Regions from separate parts of the Homo sapiens genome. Here region 1 is linked to region 2. The links are chromatin contacts, found by Hi-C or POLR2A ChIA-PET in ENCODE. All regions are on one chromosome and are shown on one strand. The core of a region is the stretch at or near the end of the contact, and the rest is flanking DNA. Distances in the headings are between cores, read along the strand shown.

Region 1 (2,769 bases), core at 95-2,594, 310 kb before region 2:
TGGGACAATTTAAAGTTGAACTTTTTGCGACTATGTGTAGCTGTGGGTGTAATGTATACATGACATTATTATTTAAGGAAATCACAAAACCTGTGTCACTTGCATTTCTACACAGAGACCCATTTCTTCCTTGCAATATCAAACAGAAAATATTATGATATTATGATACAATAGTCACACGCTATTTGAACACATGAAAAGTTTTTTTTTTAATTAAAGTTAACTAACTCTTCTAGGTACCAGTGGAGCCTGCAGCTTCTCAGGTGGAATTAGGGGAAATTTAATTCGCACTTAGTCAGTGACAGAGGAAGCTTGAAATATACACGTTCCTCAGGTAGTTGCATCTCTTACTTCCTGCTCAAGGAGACAGGCTGATGTATTTAATACTGTCCATCAGCAAAATCATGGTCATTGGTTAGGCCACAAAGCACTAAAATGAACTTCATTTTAACATGAATAAAAAGGAAATTACAATTAAAATAGAAACCTATTGTGTTATATCCAGAAAAACTACAATTCAAGAAAGAAGGCAAAGAATTTTTTTTCACGGGCAGCTCCTGAAAATTAATATTCTGTGGCCTAACTGGATTCAATATTATCCTCTCATCCAGAGTGTGCGGAGGGAATTGTGTCAACATTTGCAGCCTCCTCTCCGCAATCTAATTAAAAGCTACACAAAATGATATAATGCACACAGGGTCCTCTGAACAGCTATCACTGAATAATAATGTTATCAATAATGATCATTTAGCAGTCATTTCTCTTAACACTTTAAAAACTGTATCAGTTATTGTGCTAAGCATTTTTTACATATTAGCTCACCGACTTCCCACAATAAACCACTGTGGGAGGTAGTTTATCATAACCCATTTTATGAGTAAGAGCAATAAGGCTCAGCGTAGGGTGACCAACTGCCCAGGATTTCCCAAGATGTGGGGCTTTCAGTGCTCATGGCAGGAAAGTCCTGGGCAAACTGGCATGAGTTGCTCACTCTGTGAGAGTGACTTGCTTGATTTTTAAGTGATAGGGATTTAAACCTCTGCGTCTCTTTGATCAGATTTCCTACCTACTGGCAGGCCAGCTCAAAATTACAGTCCACAATGGCTGAACAGCAAAGACATTCTTTCTAGCATGGTAGTATGGATCTAGGCCAAAATGCAGGAATATTATTTCTTGCGGGGTAATTGAAAATGTCATCTTGCCTCTCCCTGTCCCCAAAACACTGAGCGAGTAAAAGCTAAGCCTCCCTTTCTAACATTTCCAAAAGCCTTGCATGTCCCTGGAAACAGATGTTCAGAGTGATTACACACTCACCTTGGGAAGAGGGTAGAGATGACACAATGGTTGGCCAGTGTTCTGTTTACAAAACTCCAGAGTGTGACATACCACATCAGCATTCATATCTGCGCTAAGCCTGGAGGGAAACGGTGCAAAACAAAGGCTATTCAGATCTCTTAGGCATTAGGAAACAGAAGCTACTGCAAAGAAAGGTAAATCCCCAGAATGGATTCTAATACCCTCAACTCCTTGCAGAGTGGCCTTTGACCCCAATCCCGGGGAGCTGCTGGATGGTAATGATTTCCTGCCACTGTTGCTCTCTCCTGCATTTAGAATGAGGTCCTAAAGGCGAGGATGGGGCATGCACAGCACTGAGCTGCCAGTCAGCCTCTCACGCGAGTGCTGGGATTCTTTTCAGGCAAAGCCACACATAAAATTGGGAAAGAAAAAGTGGGCAGGGACGTAACTTGATGGAAACAATATTTTGAAGTTTGGGCCTTTGAAACATGGTAACCTTATAGTGAAAAATCATTTACGATATAGCCTTAAACACCTAACCTTACTTTCTTAGGCACAATCCAAACAATCTATTCTATTCCCTTATAAACATATTTCTTTTTTCTTTCTTTTTTTTTTTTTTTTTTCCTGCGAGAGGTCAGAGTTTTGTCAGGCCTCTGAGCCGAAGCTCGGCCATTATAACCCCTGTGACCTGCACATATCCGTCTAGATGGCCTGCAGGAGCCAAGAAGTCTGGAGCAGCCAAAGAAAAACTACAAAGAAGTAAAACAGCCAGTCCCTGCCTTAACTGAGTAAAATTACAATATTTTACTATCGTGACTTGTCCCTGCCCTATCTTAGTTGATCATTTGACTTTGTGACATTCTTCTTCTGGACAATAAGTCTTATGATCTCTCCACCATGTACCTTGCAACCCTCTCCTCTGCTAACAGTAAATAACTACCTTTTATTGTAATTTTCCATTACCTACCCAACTCCTATAAAGCAACCGCTTCCCCATCTCCCTTCGCTGACTGTCTTTTCGGACTCAGCCCACTTGCACCCAAGTGAATAAACAGCTTTATTGCTCACGCAAAGCCTGTTTGGTGGTCTCTTCACACGGACGTGCTTGACATTATTATTACTCAAATCAGTCTCCCCAATTATTTGGGAACAGAGTCTTTTGTTTGTTTGTTTTTGTTTTTTTGACGCAGAGTCTTGCTCTGTCGCCCAGGCTGGAGTGCAGTGGAATAATCTCTGCTAACTGCAACCTCCGCCCCCTGGGTTCAAGTGATTCTTCTGCCTCAGCCTCCCCAGCAGCTGGGATTATAGGCACCCACCACCATGCTTGGCTAAGTTTTATATTGTTTAGTAGAGATAGGGTTTCACTGTGTCGGTCAGGCTGGTCTCGAACTCTTGACCTCAGATGATACACCCACCTCGGCCTCCCAAAGTGCTGGGATTATAGGCATGAGCCACTGCACCAGGCTGGGC
Region 2 (2,781 bases), core at 147-2,646:
GATGAAATCATTCTATTGGTTTTATTTCTCCCCACAACCATTAATATCATCAGCTCACTCCAATGACATGAGTCTTCCTAAAGTCTCTCTTAAAATATCAAAGAATATTTATTCTGCACTTCTGATTTTCTTAGGATAAAGTCTTTGACTTGGAATAGAAGGATAAATATCACAGAAAATTTTAAGTTCTTAATATATATTGCCATTTTCAGAAAGACTGTACTAATCTATACTTCAACTGGCAAAGTATGACACTTTGCTTTATGAGCAATGTATATATTTTATCCCAAATATATTATTCACAGATAGCCCATAGTTATTTTGTTTGTGCAGGCATGCGTGTCTGGGTGTACTAATTGAGCTTTGTAAAGCACACTGGCATATTGCCACCCATTAAATTCATTAATAATATTTTAATCAGCTCTATGTCTCTATGTCATTTTCAATTAAATTTTGTTAATTCTTACATTTTCTCTACATTTTATTTGATAGATTGTCAATGTCAATTGTCAATTATTTCTATTAAATAATTGCCTTAACAGAAATAGTTCTTAGATTCATTTATTGATTCTATTATTTCTTTTATTTTCTAGTTTATTGCCTTGCATTATCTTTCCTTTTGTATTCTTTGGGTGCTTTTGTTGTTATTTTCTAAAATGAGTTATATCCTGAGTTCACTTGTTTTCATTCTTTCTATATAAATAATTAAAAAAAATAATTTTGGGGCTACAAATATACTATTTGAGGGCAGCTTTGGCTATATCCCATAAGTTTTGGCATGTGATGTTCTCACTGTCATCATTTTTGTAATCTTTAGTAGTAGTTTAGATTTCCTCTTTGGTTCAGTGGTTATTTAAAAGCCTTTGAGAATTTATTGAGGATCTTTAGCCATGTAAGTGATGCATTTTTGAAAAAGTTGCATGGATACTGAAAAATAAGGCATACTCTCAGTGGAGGGTATCAATTCAGTATGTACCTACCTAGTAGTTGACATGTTAATTATATTATTAAAGTATTCTATATATTATATTTTAACATAATACAGTTACCATGTAAAGACATGCCATCACAGCTATATTTAAAGGTATCAATTCAATATGTACCTATTAGTTGACACATTAATTATATTATTGAAGTATTCTATAGATTATATTTTAACATACTAGAGTAATAGTGTAATGAATGTCAGTCCAGCTATATTTTTATTCATTTCTTCTTGCATTTCTAGCTTTTTCTCATATTTGGGTGATAATGATATGTGGTGAATTCAATATTCATGATATTGTATATTGTTTTTCAACCCAATTTAAGATCTGTGTCATTTCACAGGAAGTTTAACTCAGTATGTTTACAGCCACAATTGCTTCCCCCCACTTGCATCACTTCCCTAGTTTTATGCCTTAAGTTGGTGCACATCAGAATTGATTGAGGAAGCTGCTGGTGGTGGTATATGTGTGTAGTATGTGGTGGGGGTGTGGGGTAGGAGGTGTGTGTGCTGTTTAAAAACACACTTGCTTAAGCCTCACTTGAAATTCTGGCTTAGAAAGTCTGGGATGATCCTGGGGCTGGGTCTTAATTTTTAAAAGACTCAAAAGGTGGCTACATCTAGTAAAGGATGAAAATCACTGCTTTAAATATTTCCAAAACAAACTCTAAATAAATCATATTTCTTTAATAATTAAAGTCAAGAGTAAAACATTCCCTTTATGAACCCCTTTAGTCGCTTCCCTGTTGTTCATATTATTGTAAGGGGTTTTATTTTTATTAATATTTTAACAAGATTTCTATTTTTCAAGAATTTACTTTGATGGTTAAATAAAATTATTATAAAAGTCAAACTATACCGATAGTAAAAATATGTACTAAAGAATACTATACTAAAAATAAAACTCTTCTTCTGGATTCTCCAGTCTCATTCTCCATCATTATCCACTCTTGATAGCATTGTATTCATTTTTCAGGCTCTCCTTATATATGTAAACACACACACAAACACACACACAAATACATTCATACACTTAACACACACACACACACACACACACACACACACACACACACGCACACCAAGGATCATATGCTGAATGCTGTCCTAATACCTTCTTTGTTCCATGAATTATTTCTTGGTAATCTTCCTCTGTCCAATACACACACATGCACGGCATTCTATACAATAAAATCATATTACACAATTTATCCAGATGCAGCTGAGCAGCAGACATGATAACCTGGTTGGGAAAACCATGCCAGTGTGGAGTGTGCTTTTTCTAAATGTGGTAGCCACAAAACAGTGGACTGCAACTTAGTCCACTGGAGGCTTCCCACTCTGTGGTTAACTAGCTAATGTTGCTTACAATCTTATAAGCTTTTCACTGTTTTCTAAGATCCCTGAGAGCAAAAGCTGGATTGTATTCTTTTTGAATTCCTTCCATGTCCCTGGCACATTACTAGGCATGTAGTATACACTTGATAAAGGTTTTGTTGAATCACTGAATACTGGTGACAAGTGACAAAATGACCACACTTTTACCACTCTTCTGAAATAAGAGCACAATAGCTTCCTGTCTTCTCTTTTCCTCAATGCAAGAACAAAACACAAAACCTGAGTTACTTAGGTATGTGGTTGTGCAATGTCAGAGCTGGCCACTCAGTCTGAAACTCCTGATTCTCCAGAGTGGGATTAGGAAAAAACATGGCATTCAGAAGAACATCGACGCACAGGATAAGGCTGCTCACATGAGGGAGACATGAGGGGAGAGGCCAGGAGCCTTGCCATTCCAG

What was found. Hi-C counts contacts between places; a loop is a spot of excess contacts on that map. ChIA-PET counts read pairs that join two places held with the same protein, here RNA polymerase II (POLR2A). Pooled maps may share reads with other maps.
Region 1: a loop to region 2 is called in a map of HCT116, with 2.0 times the contacts of the local background. The contact joins two enhancer-like sites. A Hi-C loop is called at or near these places in 2 of 168 maps with a recorded cell type or tissue (HCT116 and MCF 10A), 1 of 37 single-sample maps with no recorded cell type and 11 of 50 pooled maps. POLR2A ChIA-PET finds 5 or more read pairs at or near these places in 2 of 52 experiments (MCF 10A and activated CD4-positive, alpha-beta T cell).

Annotation. Positions count from the first base shown.
Region 1 is chr7:36,657,852-36,660,620 of GRCh38, forward strand. AOAH (acyloxyacyl hydrolase) reads right to left here. Exons shown (of 21, transcript NM_001637.4): 4 at 1,315-1,414. Among named protein-coding and RNA genes, the nearest start is that of AOAH-IT1, 59 kb to the left of the region's middle. Within about 2 kb of position 1,345, at least 11 of the 41 ENCODE cell types and tissues checked have a DNase peak (open chromatin) inside an H3K27ac peak, as active enhancers do.
Region 2 is chr7:36,968,160-36,970,940 of GRCh38, forward strand. The region is part of intron 16 of ELMO1 (engulfment and cell motility 1); the gene reads right to left. Among named protein-coding and RNA genes, the nearest start is that of ELMO1-AS1, 28 kb to the right of the region's middle. Within about 2 kb of position 1,397, at least 2 of the 41 ENCODE cell types and tissues checked have a DNase peak (open chromatin) inside an H3K27ac peak, as active enhancers do.